3 separate regions of the Homo sapiens genome follow, and all the other regions are linked to region 1. The links are chromatin loops, found by intact Hi-C in ENCODE. Cell type or tissue: gastrocnemius medialis. All regions are shown on one strand. Links, peaks and the distances in the headings refer to the core of each region. The heading gives the core; the rest is flanking DNA.

Region 1 (7,785 bases), core at 1,190-6,189:
CTGAAGATGAGAACATCTGGATGTGATCAAGCTCCAGCCTCCTATCAGTGAATCCCCCGGATGAGACATAAGAACCCAGAGACTGATTAAACAGTCAACAACCCTTGGCTGTGCACGTGCATGGTGTGGTAGGTTCGCTGGGTTGGGAAGCAGCAGGGAGGGCCAAAGATCCTCCACTACAAAGAACTTGCAGCCTGATCACGTGGATATCCACCCATGTAGGCTTAGACTCACACACTAGCACCAACCTGTGTGAAAACAGGAAGGCAACATGGTGTAGTATACTGGTTCTCAAACATGACTGCCCGTTAGACTCAGCTGGGGGCTTCACAAAAATCCCAAAGCCCAGGCCACACCATGGAGCAACTAATGAGAACTGCTAGGGTAAGACCCAGGCATCAGAATTTAATAAAACCTGGCTGGGTGAGGTGGGCAGATCACTTGAGGTCAGGAGTTTGAGATCAGCCTGGTGAAACCCAGTCTCTACTAAACATATCAAAATTAGCTGAGTGTGGTGGTGGGTGCCTGTAATCCCAGCTACTTGGGAGGCTGAAGCAGGAGGATCACTTGAACGTGGGAGGCAGTGGTTGCACTGAGCAGAGATGGCACCATTGCACTCCAGCCTGGGTGACAGAGCGAGACTCTGTCTCAAAAAAAAAAAAAAAAAGAATTTAATAAAATTTTTCAGGTGATTGCAGCCAAGTCTGAGAAACAATGATGTGGGGGAAACATCAGGGTTTGGGACCAGAAAAACCTAAATTTGATACTGCACTCTCCTGTGAAATAGCTGTGTGACTGTGAGAAAGTGACTTTACCTCCCTGAGCACAAATTTTCTTACCAATTAAGTGAAGGTAATAGTATCCACATTTCAAAGATATGAAGATCAGAGATACTCATCATGGTAGGTGCTCAATATATGGTAATAATTTGTGATTATCAAAAAGATTTTTTCACTCAACTTTACCAATGTACAACAATGCCATTTATAGAAAAGATGGGGACACAGTCCCTGCCTTCGAGGAACTTTCAAGGCTGAAAGGGGAGATAAAGAGGCAAATCAATTCAAGAAGGCAGAAGGAAGGATAAGCAAGCCAAAAGGAGACAGTAAATGGAAGCACTGGCCCAAGATGAGGTTTATCTGTAAGTGCTTCATGGCGAGCAACCAGACTGGAGCCAAGTTCTGGAAAAGGACAGAGTCAAAAATCCCTAGAAGTGGCTGGAGAGGAAGGGGTAAGACCTCTCATGATGACAACGACCAGGACATTTTGTGGTCATAATGCTATGCACATAGTAGATTCTCAACAAATGAATGAACAAGCAGATAATTAGAGAAGAGATTTCTCAAAACCTCAGATCTGGGTAGTAGGAAGGGGAGAAAAAAGGAGGGGGTGAGGACAGAGTACAGTGGCTTTGTATCTGCTGGTCTCAGTCTTCTCCCCTATGTTGCTGGCAGGAAAATGGGTGGAAAGCCAAGAATATTAAGAAAGCCAGATGTCTGAAACATACCTTCTCCTCTTACCCCATCCTCATGACATGGCCCATGAGTCACCTCCTCCAGGAAGCCTGCCCTGGCCTTCCCATCCTCAAGCTGGGTTAGGTGGCCAGCCCTTTTTTGTGACTTTTTTTTTTTTTAATACAGAGTTTCACCCTTTCACCCAGGCTGGAGTGAAGTGGCCCGCTCTTGGCTCATTGCAACCTCCAAAGCCCCAGGTTCAAGCAATTCTCCTGCCTCAGCCTCCCGAGTTGTTGGGATTACAGGCACCCGCCATCACGCCCAGCTATTATTCCTTTTTGTATTTTTAGTAGAGTTGGGGTTTCATCATGTTGGCCAGGCTGGTCTTGAACTCCTGACCTCAGGTGATCCACTCGCCTTGGCCTCCCAAAGTGCTAGGATTAGAGGCATGAGCCACCGCGCCCGGCGTTTTGTGACTCTTTTGTGCCCAACATCCTATGTTTTCCACTAGTACCACACAGATCAAGCTGCAGTCACCCATGTAAATATCCTGCTCCCAGAAGAATAGAAATTCCTTGAGGGCCAGGGTTTTTAATTCCAAAGCCAGCAGTGCCTGGCACAGAGGAGGCACTCAGTAAATTGGATGAATGAATGAATAGATGGATGGATGAACTAATGAATGAATGAATACAAATGAGTGAATAAATTAATGACCTGATGTGATTTGGGGAATTGCCGATTGCAGAGAAGAAAATTCACCTTGCAGTGAGTTAGGGAAAAGATGAAGCAGGACATGAACTTGAAACAAACCAAGTAAAGAGGACACAAGAGTTCTGCTAAACCCACTCAGCCACGTCAGCCCAGATCAAGAGGAGAGTCAGGTGAGTGGCAGCTAGAAGCAGAGTGGGGAACAGGAGAGAGGAAGGCTGAGTTGATTAAATGATAAAATGGAGATGACAATGGCATCCACCTCATTGGACTGAGCTAGGTGTTAAATGAGCAAATGTACCTGCAGACCTAGTATAATGCCGGGCACTGAGTAAGGTGCCCGGTAAAGGATGGCTAATATCATCATCATTTTCAGGAATGACTGATCTGAACAGATTCATGGCTAATTTAACCTTAAAGCATATTCAGAATAGACAAGACACAGAAGTGGCTTTGGCGGCTAAGTTGAGATGTTGAATTTGTGATCTAAGGTATGCACATGTGTGTATGTGTGTGCATATGTATGTGTGTATTATAATACATATTAGCCTGGCTGAGTTCCTAAGACAGAATTATTGAGTTCTTTCTGCTGATACTATCTATAAGGTAAAGGAAAGGTTGAAGCTGACTGATTTGTCTACTCATAACTTTATGAAAGAATAAATAAATCTAGTATTTTACAGGGAATCACCAGGAATGATCATATCCACCAGTCACTGCAAGGATGGATATAGGTGGAAGATGACCTGGACGAAAGACCAATCATTCCACACAAGACAGGGAATACTTCCTGAACAGGAGAGTCATTTAGCCACTTAACTTTGGCCAATGAGTTAATGCGGACCTGGATTTTATAATCAGTAAAATGTGTGGGTTGGAGAAGATGATCTCTGAGGTCTTCTTACCTGACACTGAAAGGAACACAGGGCAAAACAAAATCAGCACTGGATACAGCATCACAGGGTCTGAATTCAAGAGTCAGCTCTGCCATTTCCTGACTGTGTAATCATGAAGCTATACTTTCCCCCCTATTTAAATCTCCCTAAGCCTCAGTTTCCTTGGATATAAAATGGGGCTAATACAGCACTTTGGGAGGCCAAGACGGGTGGATCAACTGAGGTCGGAAGTTCGAGACCAGCCTGACCAACATGAAGAAACCCCGTCTCTACTAAAAATACAAAATTAGCCGGGTGTGGTGGCGCATGCCTGTAATCCCAGCTACTCAGGAAGCTGAGGCAGGAGAATTGCTTGGAGGCAGAGGTTGCAGTGAGCCGAGATCACGCCATTGCAATCCAGCCTGGGCAACAAGAGCGACACTCTGTCTCAAAAAACAAACAAACAAAAAAAACGGGGCTAATAACATTCACAGGTTGTTGTGCAAACCAAAGATCAAGAACGTGAACGTGCTGTTTCAGGGGAAAAAGCTGACTTGCTCCAAGTGTTCGCTCGGGTAACTGGAAGGTATGACCTCTGTCACAGGATGCGGAGCTGGGCTACTGCTGCCAGCAGAAGAGAAAGTCACTATCCAGCAGAAGGTCAAGAGGGCTCTCCCACCACAGTCTCTTCAATACAGACCAAAATACTTGACCTGCTGAGCTCAGCCTCCTTGGTTTTGCCTGGAGGAGCAAACAGTGACCTACCAATTAGCCAAGAGCTTCTGTAAAGTGGGGCAAAGGAAAGGAAAAAGAACAAAAAACAGGTGACATGTGTGTTTGTGGGCTGGAAGAAACGAAGCAGAACCCTCAGCTTCTTGCCACACATCCAGGCCTCTGGGACCAAGCCGGGGAACCAGCTGGGACCTCTGGGACCCAGGTCCAGGCCTCTGGGACCAAGCTGAGGAACACATTTGCACGTGCAGGCGGAGGGGTATGACGCGGGGTGGGGGCGAGGTCCTGCTTTCCAGGCCATTCAGTGTTCCTTCAGTTCTCTGAGCATAGAGGACAAGGAAGGTGGGAGGAGGGAGGAGAGGGAAGAGAGGGGTGAAGGAGCTTGGGGGAGGCTGGGAAAGAAGGAGGAAAGGAGAGGAGGGAGAGCAGCTCAGGAAGGCGGAGGAGGAAAGCCCTTTGCTGAGCTGAGCTGAGCCAGACGGGGTTACTCTCGGTCAGTGCCCTCCAGTCCCCAGCTCAGGTTTCAAGATCTGTCTTCTCTTTTGCTCAACATGAAAAGGAACCAGAGCAATCAGCTGCTTTAGAAGTGGGTGGAGGAGGCAAATGAAAAAAAAGGAGAAGTAGGGAAAATCACATCAGCATCCCAGGCCCAGATGGTCTTCTTCAATGGACCCCTGGGGTGGGGGTGGGGTGGGGCCTCCCAGCCTGCTAGGAGCTGTCAACTGAGCAGGGCCTGGGAGCGGGAGACAAATTCTAACTCGTGGTTTTAATCAGCCTGAGCTTGTCCAGCCTTACAAATAAGACCTTGAAATACTTCTCTGTTATACAAGGGCTGGTAACAAATACACTCCAGTGTCTTTATGGTATTTTTTTGGTGTTTTGTTTTCCTGATGCTCTGCTGTCTTCTTGAAGAATAGACGATGCCTGCTTCACCAATAGCTGAGCACTCTCTGGGAAGACCTGGTTGTTGGGTGCTGAGGAGAAGGGGTGAGGCGGGGTGATGCAGCTGCTCCTTCAGGTGACTCCTTAGAGCAGGGGAGAGTAGGCCAGGGGTGTGTGGTACACACAGCCTAAGGACACCCATGCTGTTCATCCCGGCCTGGGCTTTCCAACCCAGGAGACACTTCCTTCTCTACAGAGAAGGCTCACCGAGGGATACCAAGACATACCTGAAAAAACTCAGTTCCAGAATTTTCCAGTTATGTGGCCTTGGGAAAGTCAGTTAGGCTCTCTGAGCCTCCATTTTTCTGTAAATGGAGGTCTAGCTTCCTATACGTGTGGGTTAAGTTATCACTAATGACACTAAGTGTGTTAAGTACTCTGAATGCTGACTCACACATACTCCTTGAGAAAATACAAGCTGAAAATTAAACATGTTCAAAATAAATGTGGATAAAGTCATAGATGACAAGCTGTGAAGAATTCCCAAGAGAAACCAGGATATTTAGGCTTATGCTCCCTGAACCTTCCAAGGCATTAGGAAGCCAGAGTCTTCTCTTTCAACCAATGGGAATACCATAACTTTAGGAACCACACATTCCTTCTAGTATTTTACAAATAATATAAACTTGTATTAGTTCAACAAACTTCTGAATGGCTACAGTACCCAAAATACTAGTGTTGTGGTTCAAAGGGATAATATTTTTCTCAGTGCTCCTTGAAGGCAGGAGCTAGCCTATAACAAAAGAGGCGCTGTGTAACAAAATCCCTGCCCTTGCATTCTAAGAGGAGATGGCCAGAGGGTCGGGTGAGCAGAGCGGTGAGCCTCCAACCCTCTCTGCCACTCCAGAATCAGTCAGCACTGGAATCAGGGGTGGAACGAGACATTACTCATCTTCCCCCAGATTACTTTGCTAGTAAGGCAATAGCACACCTGCTATGATTTGAACGTGTCCCCCCTCAAAGTTCATACATTGAAACTTCATCACCAATGTGACAGTATTAAGAGGCAGGGCCTTTAAGGGGTGATTAAGTTATGTGAGCAGTGCCCTCACCAATAGCATTAGGGCCCCTCACAGATACCATGAGTTTCATGTGCGTCTGTGTGAAGAGACCACCAAACAGGCTTTGTGTGAGCAATAAAGCTGTTTTTTTCACCTGGCTGCAGGTGGGCTGAGTCCGAAAAGAGAGTCAGCAAAGGGAGATAGGGGTGGGGCCGTTTTATAGGATTTGGGAAGGTAATGGAAAATTACAGTCAAAGGGGGTTGTTCTCTGGTGGGCAGGGGCAGGGGGTCACAAGGTGCTCAGTGGGGGAGCTTCTGAGCCAGGAGAAGGAAATTCACAGGGTTAATCACTCAGTTAAGGTGGGGCAGGAACAAATCACAATGGTGGAACGTCATCAGTTAAGGCGAGGCAGGGCCTTTTCACTTCTTTTGTGATTCTTCAGTTACTTCAGGCCATCTGGGCGTATATGTGCAAGTCACAGGGGATGCGATGGCTTGGCTTGGGCTTAGAGGCCTGACAATGAGGACCCCTATAAAAGGGCTTGAGGGAGAGGCTTCAGTCCCTTCTGCCAGTTGAGGAAATGGCGTTTGTCCCCTCCTAAGGATGCAGCAACAAGGCACCATCTTAGAAGCAGAGAGCAGCCCTCACCAGACACCAAACCTGCCAACACCTTGATTTTGGATTTCCCAGCCTCCAGAACTGTGAGAAGTAAATTTCTATTGTGTATAAATTACTCAGTCTCGAGAATTTTCTTCTAGCAGCAGAAACAGAATAAGACAATACCCATGTCTTACTGAGAAGAGGGAAGGTGGGAGAAGTTACTGGAAGTCCCTAGAATGAGGGTTGAAGACCCTGAATGGTAACAATTCCCCCAAAGAGCCAGTGCAGCCCCAGAGGGAAAGGATGTCCTGGTCACACTGGCCAGGGCGTGGAAGGGCACAGTCAGCCTGGCTTTGAAGCTCAGAAGGAAATGGAAGATAACACTAAGACATAACATTGACCCAAATGAATTTTGGACCTGAACAGAATGAGAAGAAGAAACAAAGAACCAACATCAGAAAAAGCAAGAAGATAGCTGAGATGAAAACTCTACCTGAAGACCAGAGAGGCAGAAAAATGAGAGAGGACAGCTGGAAGACAAAAGGAGTGAAAAGAAGGTAAGAGATAGGAAGTATGAAGAAACAGAGTCCAGAAACAGGAAAGACTACATCAAACAGAAGGGGAAGAGAGAAAAAGAAAAGAGAGTTTGAGGCATTCAGTTCCCAAGGATGAGCTGGTCTCTCACTGAAAAAAGGGACCAGACACTTCAAACACCACACAACATGGGACTAGAATCAGCCTGCAGGGCCCTGAGAAGTCCAGGCACAAAAAGAACGGAAAAAGATGAGTTTACAAGTTGGGGATGAGATTCTTCCTAAGGCTGGTCTAGGGAAGAATTAACATACACAATGTATAAATAGTTTAATTTTTTTCTAACTTTTAAAATTAACAAAATTTATTAAGGGACATAGTAGTGCTTTGTGGGCACAGAAAAGTGACTCATATTTACCAAGCATTAGGCACACTATTAGCATTATTTTCCAGAATCTTTAAGAACAGCCTATAAAGAAACGTATTATTATTCCCATTTTTCAAATGAGGAAACAGATCTGGAGAATATCTTGCTCAGGGTCATAGAACAAACAAGTGGTAAATTTGAACCCAAACAGCTTTGACTGCAAAGCTTTGGTTCTTTCCACTATATCAGCAATTTAATGAGATGTTTTAAAAATGCTTCATCGTGATATTGGCCTCAAAAGCTGGGGATGGCACCTATGCTTCCTAATGTTGGAATAAGCAACATGGCAGCATAGTGTGGGGAGAAAATGCTAAGCCTAGGAGTCAGACCCCGATTCAACGTACAACTTTACTCTTTAATCTTGGACAACAGACATTACCCTTTCGAGCCTCGGTTTCCTCATCAATGAAATGGAGATAATAATACCAATTTGCCCCTGCTAGTGCTGTTTGAAGCCTTCAATGTAATAATATATGAAAAATGTAAAATGGTATCATTATCCGGTGCAACTTAG
Region 2 (6,698 bases), core at 247-5,246, 100 kb after region 1:
ACTCCAGCCTGAGCAACAGGGCGAGACTGTATCTCAAAAAAAAAAAAAAAAAAAGGAAAAATCTAAATATTACTAAATATCGCAAGTATTGCTTCCTCCCTTTTAATGTTTCACAGTGTATGGGGGGTTTGTTCAGAACACAATAGCTGCTCTAGTGATCAAAATCACTATACATCAACTATTATTTCAATTTTTCAGTATGCCTATTGCTGGGCTGCCCCACACAAAGAACAAATAAAAAATTATGTATCTTGTTAACTTTTGCCAAGTTGGCCAATTTCATGTTATCCATAAATGCCACACTAAAGAGAGTGAACACACACATGGTCATAAAACAGCAGGCTGAAGCTAACTCCAAAAACAAAGAAAAAATCCAACGCTAAACCATTCTGCATTTAAGTTCCCAAATGACTCCCATGGAGGCCCTTAAATTGTATTTGTTTGGAAAAAACAAACAAACAAAAACAAAAGGAGTTCATCGTTAGCATGTGGAGGATGTTCATTAGCGGCTGTAAGAAATCACGGTCTAAACTACACCGTTCAAGAAACCCACTACAGTCGTGCAGACCAATAGCACTATTCTAGAAGGTAGCTATCCCTCGTGCCCTCTAAGAACCATCGTTTTGCATCGTTAGCAAGAAGCAAAGAGTAGATCTTAAACCTCTTTAAACTTCTCTGCGTCCTATTCAAAAATTAGGATACCACTTAACTCTGCACTTTAAAAAAGGATTTCAAGTGTGCTGCATTTTAAAGACACTTCATTACAAAAGTTAGAAAATTAAAGTATAAAACTTATCAAAACAAGTTTTTACGTTTTCAGGATGATTCACTGCAGAATTTCTTTAAACAGACTCCCCTCTTTTTTGTGTGTTGAGTCTTTAGGGAAAATAAGTGATAGTAAACATCAACCACAGACACCTGCAAACTAGGAAAAAAAATAGGGTTGCTTGGACATGGTAGGGAAAATAATTTATTTTCACAGAAATTTAGCCGGGCGCGGTGGCTCACGCCTGTAATCCCTGCACTTTGGGAGCTCAAGGTGGGTGGATCACCTGAGGTCAGGAGTTCAAGACCAGCCTTGCTGACATGGTGAAACCCAGTCTCTACTAAAAATACAAAAATTAGCTGGGTGGTAGTGGCACGCGCCTGTAATACCAGCTACTTGGGAGGCTGAAGCAGGAGACTCTCTTGAGCCTGGGAGGCAGAGGTTGCGGTGAGCCGAGATCGCGCCACTGCACTCCAGCCTGGGCAACAGGGTGAGACTACGTCTCAAAAAAAAAAAAAAAAAAAAAAAAAAAGAAGAAGAAATTTAACATACAGGCGATTTTTCAGGTTCTCATTTGCTAAACCAACAATGCAGAATTTGTGAAGTAGGGGCAACAAGTTGCTGAACCTGAGAGACGCCTCTAAATGCGCTCAGAGGTTATTTCAACTGTGCTGTTTGCTAGTTCAGGTACAACAGGCAAGACAGAAAGATGCCACCGCTCTCTCCACCCTCCCAGCGCCGGATCACAGAGCGCAGACCATGCACCCAGCCTTCCACACACGTCGCGATCTCGCCGCTTTAAGCTGCTGGGTACCCTCGGCCCGCCCACAAGAAGGCGGGGCGGCGCGGGGTCTGCTGGGAGTTGTAGTTTCGGGCCGGGCCCGAGAGCTTCTTGACTCGTTTCCTTCTACCCCCACCGCCGCACAGCTGCCTATGGACTCTGGAGTTGCTGTGTATTGAGCATGGGGCACAGCCGGGGGTAAAAGGGGAGAAGGCTCCTTTAATCTGCGGATCGGGGCGCCGTTGATGAGTGTTAGAGGTGTTGGAACGCAGAGTAAGCGGCGCGCATGCGCGGCTGCCGGAGGTGGGGGCCGCTCCTCCCGTGCCACTCAGGGGCTGGCTGCTGCCTTAGGGCTGACTGGGCTCATAGGTAGGGCCTGCGGTGCAAGTTTGTGATAACACTGCCTGTAGGCTGCGGTTGTTAAGGCAGAGATTTGAAGGGGGTCGGTTGGGGGTGCTGGGTAGTGTCAGTAATCAAGGGTTTTAATCGCTACTCCATCCTGGCTTTCGGGAACCTCCCACCTCCTACCCTTTCCCAGTTTGCAGAATTGCAGCTTTCCCCATCCCCCACCCCGATCGCTTCGTGGGAAGCCTTTCCATACTGTGTTGTGAAATCCGTTAGACCTCAGCCAAGGCCTTTTAGCCCGCCCGGAATTCAAGCTGCCCCCTCCTTGCCAAATCCAGATCATGCGAGACAACAAAAGGCTTGAGGCACAAGCCCTACAAGGCAGTGCCCCTGCCAGTTCTCCTAAACTTATTGTTTACCCTGCCCTCTTCTTCCCCTGCAAATTCAGACAGCCAGGCGATAGATTAGATAAATAGATTCCATGTCCTTACATTTGCAACAGGCTTTCATAGATTCCTTTGCTCTGGAAGGTGGCATCATTATACAAAAGGACAAGTGAGAACACACGAATGTAATCAGTGGCAGAACCCTGGGACTGAACCCTACAGGAGTTCTAAGTCTATTGTTTCTCCTACCACTTCACAAATGTGTCAGAAAGAGCTGAATGAGGTGACCAGCTGCACCTGACGCTAGCTGGCTTTCGGAATGCTCAGGCCCTGGGCCCTTGGCTCACCACAACCACTCTTAAATTGACTAACAATTGCCCCTTAGTGAGTGACCTCTCCAGCAAGCCCGGAGGATTTTGCCCAGGGTAATGTTTCACATTGAGCACATACTTTGTGCTGGGCCCTGGAAAGGATGTACATCAGATCTTAAGTTAAAAGTTTCCTTTCCCCCAGGGAGACCAGGCTGTCCTATCAAGTATTCTGTATTTCCCAAAGGATAGTATTAGCCACACTTTGTTATATGATTGCTTGTTTGCCTGTTTTCTTTTCTTTTCTTTCTTTATTTCTTTGAGACAGGGTCTCCCTCTGTCACCCAGGTTGAAGTGCAGTGGTGCGATCATAGCTCACTGCAAGTTCAGACTCCTGGGCTCAAGCGATCCTTCTCCCACCTCAGCCTCTGGAGTAGCTGGAAGTACAGGCGTGCACCACCATGCCCAGCTAATTAAAAAAAAAAAATTTAGAGGAGGTCTCACAATGTTACTCAGGCTGATTTCAAACTTCTGGGCTCAAGTGATCCTCCTGCTTCAACGTCCCAAAGTTCTGGAATTACAGACACGAGCCACCCTACCTGGCCTGCCTGCCTTGCTTGAGAAGCTGCAGCACTATTTTGTTCACCATTGTATTAGCAGTGCTAACATATAGTGGCCTTTTCATACATGTCAAATAGACATATAAATGATGAATGCATGAGTCCAGTGTCTGACCTTCATGTCTGTGCCCAGAGTCTGTTGGGAGAGGTGGAGATGAAAATAGAGGTAGGCTGGGCACAGTGGCTCACACTTGTAATCCCAGCACTTTGGGAGGCCGAGGCGGGCAGATCATGAGGTCAAGAGATGGAGACCATCCTGGCCAACATGGTGAAACCCTGTCTCTACTAAAAATACAAAATTAGCTGGGCATGGTGGCACATGCCTGTAGTCCCAGCTACTCGGCAGGCTGAGGCAGGAGAATCGCTTGAACTTGGGAGGTGGAGGTTGCAGTGAGCCGAGATCGCTCCACTACAACCTGGTGACAGAGTGAGACTCCGTACCCCCCGCCACCAAAAAAAAAAAAAAAAGAAGAAGAAAATAGAGGTACATGTTTATACAAAGTTTGGAACAGGAAGGCAGATGCACATAACTGCCTGGCGTGGTTCCAAAAACCTGAATGGAGAAGGCAGTATCTGCTAATGGGGGCTCTCTGCTAAGCTTTGGAATTGTCCATTATTGTATTAGCATATAAGAAGTTATCACACCAAAGGCTCCCCATGAGCCTTGCCTGGGAAAGGGACTGATTATTTAAGAGCCAACCAGCACAGGTACGGAGATGCTACCCTCTTCTAGGTGGTCATCTGGAGAAGCTGTGCTTTCCAGGGACTCTGGATTTCTTCAAATATCCTTGGAATGCTCCTTGTGGAAATGGCTTTTGAATCTACAGCACATTCTTTTGGACCTCCTCAGCACAGGAACATCTCGTTCCTTTAGGGATTTGATAGTTGGGAAGAGCCAGAAGTCACTTGGCTGGAGGTCTAGAGTATGAGGAAGATGATCATGCTGCATAATAGCTGCTGTTGAAATTTGAAGGAAGGAGTTAGTATGCTGACATAGGGCAAGAGTTCTCATCCTGGAGTGTGTGGAAGTTTTTAAGTATATGTGTATTTTTGTCTATTTATTTTTGAGACAGGGTCTCACTCTGTCACCCAGGTTGGAGTGCAGTGGTATTATCTTGGCTCACTGCAACCTCTGCCTCCCAGGCTCAAGGGATCAATCCTCCCAGCTCAGCCTCCCAAGTAGCTGGGACCACAGGTGTGTACCACCATGTCTGGCTAAATTTTTGTATTTTTGGTAGAGACTGGTTTCACCATGTTGCCCAGGCTGGTCTTGAGCTCCTGAGCTCAAGTGATCCACCTGCCTCGGCTTCCCAAAGTGCTGGGATTACAGGCGTGAGCCCCCACACCTGGCTGTATGTGTTCTTTACTGAGGGATCCTGTTTTTAGCTTTAACAGATTTTCCCCAAGGACTCCATGATTCAAAGAAATGAACAACTACTGCTATAGATTCAGGAGATCTTAGGAATTCTTAGGAGAATCCTAAGAAATCTTAGGATTTCTTCTGTGGCTTGTAAAGTGGCTCTGAAGGAAAGTCATGTCTTAGGAAAGCAGAGGATAGGTTTCAGCTGTGCCTGCAATTGGAAATGTTGTCTCAGTGGGTTTCAAAGCTCCAGAGCCTTGGTGACCCCACATACGAAGTGAAGAGTAGAACTGGGTAGGTGGTGTCTATGGGTCTGACTGTGACCCCATGAAATTCCAACAAAGGAATTTCAGAAATGTTCTTCCAAGATAGTGGAATCCCTGGACTAGGCATGTAATGCAAACTTCCCAGGTGACTCAAATGACGGCCCCAATTTGGATGCTTGTTAGTAGTGTGTGTAAGGAGGCAGACCTGGTCTTATTTCTCAGTAAATTCCAAACCCAGAAGGAAAAACCAGGAATGGTCCTTTTTGGCATCCCCAGCCTCTAACATAGGGCAGAGGGCTTTGGTGTGCGTCAGTAGTCTGGAAGGAGGAGCTCAGCCTGGTCACTTCTGCATTGGAGCCTAGAGCCTTTTTTTTTTTTTTTTTTTTTTTGCCATACTCTTAAGCCTGTAGCAGCCACTGTTGATCTGGGGGCCTTAAAAACAAGTTTGGGCCAGGTGTGGTGGCACACCCCTGTAATCCCAGCTCTTTGGGAGGCTGAAGCAGTTGGATCACCTGAAGTCAGGAGTTCGAGACCAGAGTGGACAACATGGTGAAACCCTGTCTCTACTAAAAATACAAAAATTAGCCTGGCATGGTGGTGCATGCCTGTGATCCCATCTACTCGGGAGGCTGAGACATGAGAATCACCTGAACCCGGGAGGCAGAGATTGCAGTGAGCCGAGAACACACCACTGCACTCCAGCCTGGGCAACAGAGTAAGACTCTGTCTCAAAAACAAACAAACAAACGAAACAAGTTTGGTCTCCTAATTTCATAAAACTCTGAGTACCCAAGAGTCACCCTTGAAGAGGAGAAAGGGATGGAAGGAGGACCCCTCCCCCATGTTGTACAATGAGCAGAGTCAGGGCAGAAACACAGAGTTCACTGAGATTAGAGACATGTGAAGAGCCGCCTTCACAGGCTCTCACCTCTCCCTGATTGTATGTACGTGGGCTTTTTGCTTCTTTGCTTTTTGCTCAAGCTGTTGACTCTGAAATTTCTTCTCTCCATTATTTTCACCTGCAAAATCCATTCTGAGGAATGCTGTTTCTTCTTAACAAGTTCCTGCACATTACTTAAAACTCTCAGATATGTACTCCACCAGGAACCTTTCCCTGAGATTCCATCCACACCCTGCACTCAGTTGTTTACCTGCTCCTCTGAGTGGTCATTATACCTTGACATTCCATTCTTTCAGCTGAAGGGCTCTAAAACCTCGCACCATTTGGCCACCCTCTGTCTCTGGTACATCTCTACTCTTCTTATTCCAGCCATATTGGTACAACCTGCCTCAGATACTCTTCCTCCTGCCTCTCTATAATTACCTGAAAAGCTCCTTCGTCCTGTAATACTCCCTCTGTTGTGTTCTCTACAGAAGCTTTCTCTGACCCCAGAAAGAGTTTATTGCCCTTCACCCTCTATCTTGAGACTTTGCAATTTTTTTTAACATACCTATCACAGCACTGAACACACTACTTTACATAGAAATGTTCTGTTTATACACCTATCATCTGAGCTAGACTGTGGGTTCCTTTACCACAGAGACCTTTCTTCTCACCACTCTTGAGCTTGGGACTTAATAGATACTCATTAAATGTTGAATAAATGAATTAATGAATATTATTGTTTGTCTACATGTGTGTTCCTCCTACTTTTTTATGAAGTCTTTGAGGCTAGGAATAATGGCTTACTTATATCTTATTCCTGATAGCTAACTTAGTGCCTGGTATATAGTAGGCACCCAATAAATATTTTCATTGGATATACATGGATGAATGAATAAAGTCTTTTGTTAGTATCTCCAACCTGATATATCCTTTCCCTCCTTTGAAACCTCAAGCGCCTGGTGTTTCTCCTGTGGTACTTT
Region 3 (6,698 bases), core at 247-5,246, 93 kb before region 1:
TTTCACCTTGGCATTTCAGTATCTGTTACACATTAGAAGTAGTTGTCACTATTTCATCATCTTGGTTTTTCATTTGTTTTAGAATACCTCTTCTGTATTTTGATAACTCATTGCTTTATAGCATTTTCTTTTACTCAAATAAGGATTTTACATTTCCTTGCCTGACAGTATTTTTGAATTATTTATATAAAATATCTATCTTTTCATCATGTCTATAGTTCCTGAGATTTTAAAAAAATTTGCTTAGTAAAGGTTATTTTGTGATATAAAATGGGATTTATAAAAATATTAGATTGTTTATTTCTTTACTGTGGAAAAGTACAATGTCATCTGTATTAATTATTGCTTTTACATTCATTGATTATTAGTCATTCTAACTTGGAAAATAATGCAATTGGGTCACAGTGTTAAAAATCTAGAAAAGACTTGTTGGTTTATATGCTGAAATTGTTCATTTATAATTAATTTTACTAATTTCTACTTAGTTTGGATCACTAACAGAGATCTTGGGACATTTATTTGTTTTAAAGAAATATTTATGGTTATGGAAACGCTTGCCCTAATAAAAATCCTGCATATTCATTGTTTTTTTAAATTCACATTTTATACTTATATGATCTCTAAAGCTCTTGCTATGTTGCTATAAGACAGTAATATAGTGATAATTTACCAACTTTATTGAAAATGTTGTTACATCAATAAAATAGCATGCTGGGAACCTGAGAAGGAAGGTTTCTTTAGTACTGCCACAGATGTCCTGGAGTTTTCCTTGAAACATCTTTCATTTCCATTTTACTTGATGCCTCTACCTACTAAAACTAGATTTGGTACTTCCGATAGTGTATATTTACAGCTATATTATATTTACATTTTTACAGACTATCTTCTGATAATCTGTATTTACAGCTATGTTATTTTATATTTTTAAAATCTTACAGCTATAAAATAGTAAATTGTGAATTAGCTGTCCAAGGGCAATTTGGAAAACAAACTGTACAGTTTCCTCTCATTTATCAGGCTCTAAGCGATCTGCAGTTTATCTGGGCTATTATGCAATGTGAGATATTATTTATGAGAGGCAGGCAGTGGCAGCTTAAACAGACATACCTCCTCAGCATTCTTTTCCATGCAGAGTTCAAAGAGGCCTAAGACATCTCACATTTATGTGAAATAGTTGAGGCACAAGTATGTGGTTAACTACACATAAATTACCAATAAAATTAAAAGTTAACTAAAATACTACAGAAGACATTTAATATTTTGCTTCAGACTGTTATAGTACCTTAGGGTTATGAACATCAATTACCTTTGAGCCTTACTATATTTAAAGGGAAGGGGAAGCTGACATTTTTATCTTTTTTAATGGGTACACTCTACGTTACCTTAAAGGCTTCCCCGGTTTAAGCAAAAATAGAATTATGTGGTTTAAATCATATACCTTATTCTTCATACTTAGCTCCAAGTAGATTATGACTTTTCCTAAAACTTAACATGACAGAGATTTGCCTTCCAGGGGGTCTAATTTGAAGAGGAAAGTAATTTAAATGTATAGGTTTATATAATAGCATTGTATTTTTCTCTATTTTATTCATTCTTTCATTCTCTTCGATGACTCCCAGCACCTGCGCGTCCATCTTCATTCTTAGCCAATGACCTTTCCTTTTACTTAACAGAGAAAATAACAATCAGAAGAGTCTTCATAAGTTCCCACCCCGTCTGCCCGCTTTCTACAGCCAACCCCACATGCCCTGCCTTCTCTCCTTTCACTGTGGATGAACCGCCCGTGCCCCAAGCAAAGACAAACCCTCCACTTGAACACTCACTTGCTGAAGGATGTGGCTTAGGCAGTTTTCCTGTCTCCTGAAGCCACAGTATTCCCCTTCAACTGGATTCTTCTCCTCAGCATATAAATATACTTTTTTTTCCTATCTTTAAAAAAAAAAAAGAGTAAAATCACCCCATTTTTTTCCTTTACAATATGACTCAAAAGAGTAGTTCATACTTCCTGCCTCCATTTTCTTCCCTCACATTATCTCTTAAACATTCTCTGATCACGCCAGCCAAATTGCTCTTGTCAACTCATTTCCCAGTTCTCATTTCACTTGACTTGTTAGCAGTTGACCTCTCCTTTCTTCTGGGAAGTTTCTTCGTTTCTCCGAAACACTCACTGCACAAGCCTTCATATCTCCTAGTCTCCATCTTGTCTCTTTGACCTCTGATGTAAGGACTGAGTCCTTGGACCACTTCTCTTTTCTATTTATACTTACTCCCTGCGTCATCACCCCCAGTCTTGTGGCTTCAAATGCTATCTGTGTGTGGATAGCTCCTCCAGTCCACACCTCTTTTCTGAATCTTTTTTCAAATTCACACATGTGAATTTGAATTCCAGGCTCATCACATCCAGGTGTGTTCCCCACACCTCCACCTGAATGTCTATTAGAAATCTCACACCCCTCTTGTCCAAAACTGAGCTCTTGATCTTTAACCAGAAACTTTATCTCAGCTATTGGCAACTCCAGGTTTCTGTTTTGCTCAGGCCACAGACTTCAGAGTCATTCTCACACTGCCTTTTCTCTCATACACCATTATGTACCTGTCAGCAGGTCCCAAATATCTAGAATTTGATTGCTTCACATCCCTATAGCAACTCTCCTGGTTCAAGCCCATCATCATCTGGATTTTTGGGAAGTGGTCTTAACTGGTGTGCTGCCCTTCCCCTCTGCTCTCAACCCTATTTTCAACATAGCAGTCAGAATAATCTAAAATATAAACCAGATCATATCACTCCTCTGCTCAACACCCCCTCCCAATACCTTCATGTCATCCTCAGAGTTATTGTCCAAGCCTCTAACTGTGGTCTACAAGTCTTTACATGATCTGTCCTGTTACATTTTCCACTCTCGCTCCAGACCTGACCTAAGAGGCTTTTCTCTGAACTTGCTAAACATGCTCTTACCTGAGGGTCCATTCCCACTGCCTCTGCCTGGAATGCTCTTCCCCAGACATGCATCTGCGTGGATCATTTCCATGCCTCCTCAGGTCTTTGCCCTCATGAAGCCTTCCCTGACAACCCTATTTAAGATTGTAATCCCCTCCCACAGTGGCCCCTATCTGCTAGAGACTGAATGTTTTTGTCCCCCCAAAATTCCTATGTTGAAGCCTTAATCTCAACATAGGAGGTTTGGCCTTTGTGAGTTAGTTTTAGATGAGGTCATGTGGGTAATAGAATTAGTGCATTTATAAGGGCGTGAAGAGCCCTCACTGTGAGGAAACCAGAATGTAAGCCTTCACCAGAACTTCTTCATGCTGGCACCCTGGTCTTAGACTTCCCAGCCACTAGATCTGTGAGAAAGAAATGTTTGTTGTTTAAGCCACCCTGTCTATGGTACTCTTGTTACAGCAACCTGAACTAAGACACTATCCCTCTCCCCTGCTTTCTTTTTCTGTTATCACCATAATTAATGTTTTACTTATATATGATTTGTTAATGTATGTCTCTTCCCACTAGAAACCGAATTCTATGACAGCAAGGGTTTTTGTTTTCATTATTGTCATATTACCTGTGCCTGGCATGTGATAAGCCCTAAGTACTTGTTGACTGAATTAACATATGAGATCTGTGAGTCTGAAAAAAGAAGTACATCATTCCTTCACATGTCATTTTGAGCCACTGTTAACAGATTACATAACTGTTATTGGAAGTGCCTCACTACTCCATTTGGAAAGTATTCCTGGAATACACGATGAATGACTCAGTAGAAGTTCTGGCTATGGGGGAGTGCCATCAATAAATAAAAATAATACCATTGTCTGTTGGTTATAAGTTGCTGTCACAGACTATGAAGGTATTTGAATTGTATTTTCAGGAAGAGAAACAGATATGCAACCAATCTGATTTGGTTCCACACCCTGCCACAGAAGTCCCAAAGGAGAAGCAAATGCCACTTGTAGACTCAAACTCTGGACTTCATTCTCAGCACCATCTCTTAACCTACTGAGTAAATCCTATGAACCTGACTAGGGTGGCAACTGAAGTTGTAGTACTTTCTGTCTTCAAAGGAGGGTGAACCTGGAGTATGTTGGAAGAAGTGTTAGGTTCATTAGAGACACCTCTTTCATAACTGCTGTCACCTAGAATGTCTATTCTCTAAGCACCTTCTTGAAAGAAGCACATTCCCCCAGGAGGAGGAAATGGTTTGTTTTCTTTAGTGACAGTTGGCCCAGGATCCTAAGGTAAAGGAGTATGGGCACTAGACAAAATGAGTTTTATAATAGTCGATTGGAAGGAATGGAAGTTTTTGAATCACAGGCTTCTGCCTTGAAAGGGCAAGTCCGTGGTGGTCATGAACCACCCAGAGTGTGTACAAGGCTCCTGCCAGAAGAAATGCCTGTAGGATTAAAAGCAAAACAGCAGAATCAAAAAGGAAGGGCACGATGATGCCCAGGTGCAGCCTATATTATTAACAGACAAGGAAAGAATCCAAATAAAAGTTCTGTAAACCAGCTGTTGTCCTGTTTTCTGTTTCCCTTCAAAGCAAAAATATAGATTTGCATATATTTGCAGTCTCCCCTTCCTTGCCTCTCAGTCTTCCCTGAAAATCTATTCCAGTTAGGTCTGCATCCTTGTCATGCTGAAATGACTCTTAGGAAGGTCACCAAGGACCTCTGTCTTAACAAATTCAATAGCCATTCCTGCCTTTACTCATTTACATTCCTTACTCATCTTCTCAGCAATGTTGGACATAATTGACAACTTCTGCCTTCCTGAAACAATAATTCTCTGAGCTTCAACATATGGCATTATACTCTTCAGATTTTACTCTCTCTCACTGGCCAGTCCCTCTCAATTTCCCTGGCTAGCTTCTCTTCTAAATGTTATAGGATCTCAGGCTCAAGAATGTTCCCTATCTTCATTCTCTCTAGGTAATCTCATTCAGTCCCGAGGCTTAAATATATACGTACCAATAACTTGCACACTTTTTTTTTTAGATGGAGTTTCGCTCTTGTTGCCCAGGCTGGAGTGCAATGGTGCGATCTCAGCTCACTGAAACCTCCGCCTCCCAGGTGCAAGCGATTCTCTTGTCTCAGCCTCCCAAGTAGCTTGGATTACAGGCATGCACCACCATGCCCAGCTAATTTTTTTGTATTTATTAGAGATGGGGTTTCACCATGTTAGGCTGGTCGCAAACGCCTGACCTCAAGTGATCCACCCGTCTCGGCCTCCCAAAGTGCTGTGATTATAGGCGTGCACCACCACGCCCAGCCAACTTGCACACATTTATCTTATTTTCCATCATTGCCCCTGAGCTTCAGACTGAAATACCCACTGCATTTTTAACACAACCATCTACCTAGTTCAGGTCACAAACTAGAAGTCACCTTGCTAGCTCTCTTTCCCTCAGCCCTTACATGCAGTCTGTCAGCAAGTCCTGCTGGATCTATCTCCAAAGTGGATACTGAACATTACCATAGCTCCCTATCTGTTGCTACCATCTTAGTTCAATCCACCATTATCTATTAGTCTTCCTACTGTCCTTTCTTCCCATAGTAGCCAGTGTTCTTTCTGAAACAGTAGGTCACACCACTACTGTTTAAAACTCTCCAGTGGCTCCTTGTTGCACTAACAATAAAATCCAAATACCTTAAAAAGGCTGGCGAGATCCTGTGAGATGTGGTCCCTGCTATCTCTCCAGTTCCACCCCCTGCCACTCTTGTCCTTGCTAACTCAGTACAAGAGACATTAGTACAGATAGCTCTTTTACCACCTCAGCTTGCCAAGCTTTTTCCCACTGGGGCTTTTGCAACACTTATTCTTTCTTCCGGGAATATCCTTCGCACCCACCTTGAAAGGCTGCTCCTGCTCTTTTTATTCGATTCTGAGCATGTCACTCCTCAGAAAAGGCCATCTCTGACTTCTCTCCATTGTTATCCAATTACCATGTCTTATTTTCTTCTTAGCACCCATTGCTGTCAAAATACATTAGATGTGTTTGTCCACACATCATCTTTCACCACTGAAATATAAATTCATTAGAGCAGGAATTCTATTTTCTTCTACATTGTACCCCCTAGTACCTAGAGAAGTATCTGGCATACAGTAAAGTTCAATAAATATTTGTTAAATTAATGTATATTGATGCTGATGTGATTTTACAAGGTCAATTTTAACTGATACCTAACTTCAACAAAAAGAACCCTCTGCCACTTGACTGAACCTGTACCTTTGGACGAGTTTCTTATCCACTGAGCTGTAATTTACTCATATGTAAAATGGTACTTTTTACCTCATAGGGCAGGTGTTGAGAATTAAATGAAGTGCATGACAACACAGTAAACACTTGAAAACTGAAGCTAAGTGGGTTTTTTTTTTTTTTTTACTTAATGTAAACATTACCATTACAAAGTGCCAAGTTTTTTGAATCTGGAAAAGTTCTTTTGGGCTTTTCTACAGATAGAAGAATGTTTTAGTCAAGGCTCATGGGTAGGGCCAGGCAAGGTGGCTCATGCCTGTAATCCCAGCACTTTGGGAGCCCAAGGCAGAAGGATCACCTTAGGTCAGGAGTTTGAGACCAGCCTGGCCAACGTATAGTGAAACCCCATCTCTACTAAAAATACAAAAATTAGCTGGTTGTGGTGGCGCATGCCTGTAGTACCAGCTACTTGGGAAGCTGAGGAGAATCGCTTGAACCCGGGAGGCG

The links. A loop is a pair of places that touch in the nucleus more often than their neighbours do. Peaks named below come from ENCODE experiments on the same cell type or tissue, not always from the same donor. Only the 100,000 strongest peaks of a DNase experiment are listed, where the experiment ranks them.
Region 2: a loop joins it to region 1, with 4 times the contacts of the local background. A loop is called at or near these places in 6 of 110 quality-filtered maps.
Region 3: it touches region 1 in a loop (2.8-fold over the local background); 12 of 110 quality-filtered maps call a loop at or near these places.

Annotation. Positions count from the first base shown.
Region 1 is chr9:104,864,866-104,872,650 of GRCh38, forward strand. All of the region lies in intron 5 of ABCA1 (ATP binding cassette subfamily A member 1), which reads right to left. Among named protein-coding and RNA genes, the nearest start is that of ABCA1, 59 kb to the right of the region's middle. RefSeq lists an enhancer at 4,318-4,407. In gastrocnemius medialis, for the core only: no CTCF peak of the experiment used is centred there; DNase peaks (open chromatin) are centred at 3,638, 4,256 and 4,742; H3K4me3 peaks cover 357 bases; H3K27ac peaks cover 4,184 bases.
Region 2 is chr9:104,966,718-104,973,415 of GRCh38, forward strand. It overlaps CT70 (cancer/testis associated transcript 70), which reads right to left. Exons shown (of 4, transcript NR_184160.1): 4 at 6,604-6,698. Among named protein-coding and RNA genes, the nearest start is that of CT70, 22 kb to the right of the region's middle. RefSeq lists enhancers at 1,443-1,492, 1,573-1,622. In gastrocnemius medialis, for the core only: no CTCF peak of the experiment used is centred there; DNase peaks (open chromatin) are centred at 1,774, 1,854, 2,164 and 4,084; H3K4me3 peaks cover 1,352 bases; H3K27ac peaks cover 3,174 bases.
Region 3 is chr9:104,773,262-104,779,959 of GRCh38, forward strand. NIPSNAP3B (nipsnap homolog 3B) reads left to right here. Exons shown (of 6, transcript NM_018376.4): 6 at 1-4,503. Among named protein-coding and RNA genes, the nearest start is that of NIPSNAP3B, 12 kb to the left of the region's middle. RefSeq lists an enhancer at 1,983-2,232. In gastrocnemius medialis, for the core only: no CTCF peak of the experiment used is centred there; a DNase peak (open chromatin) is centred at 2,280; H3K4me3 peaks cover 1,448 bases; H3K27ac peaks cover 4,542 bases.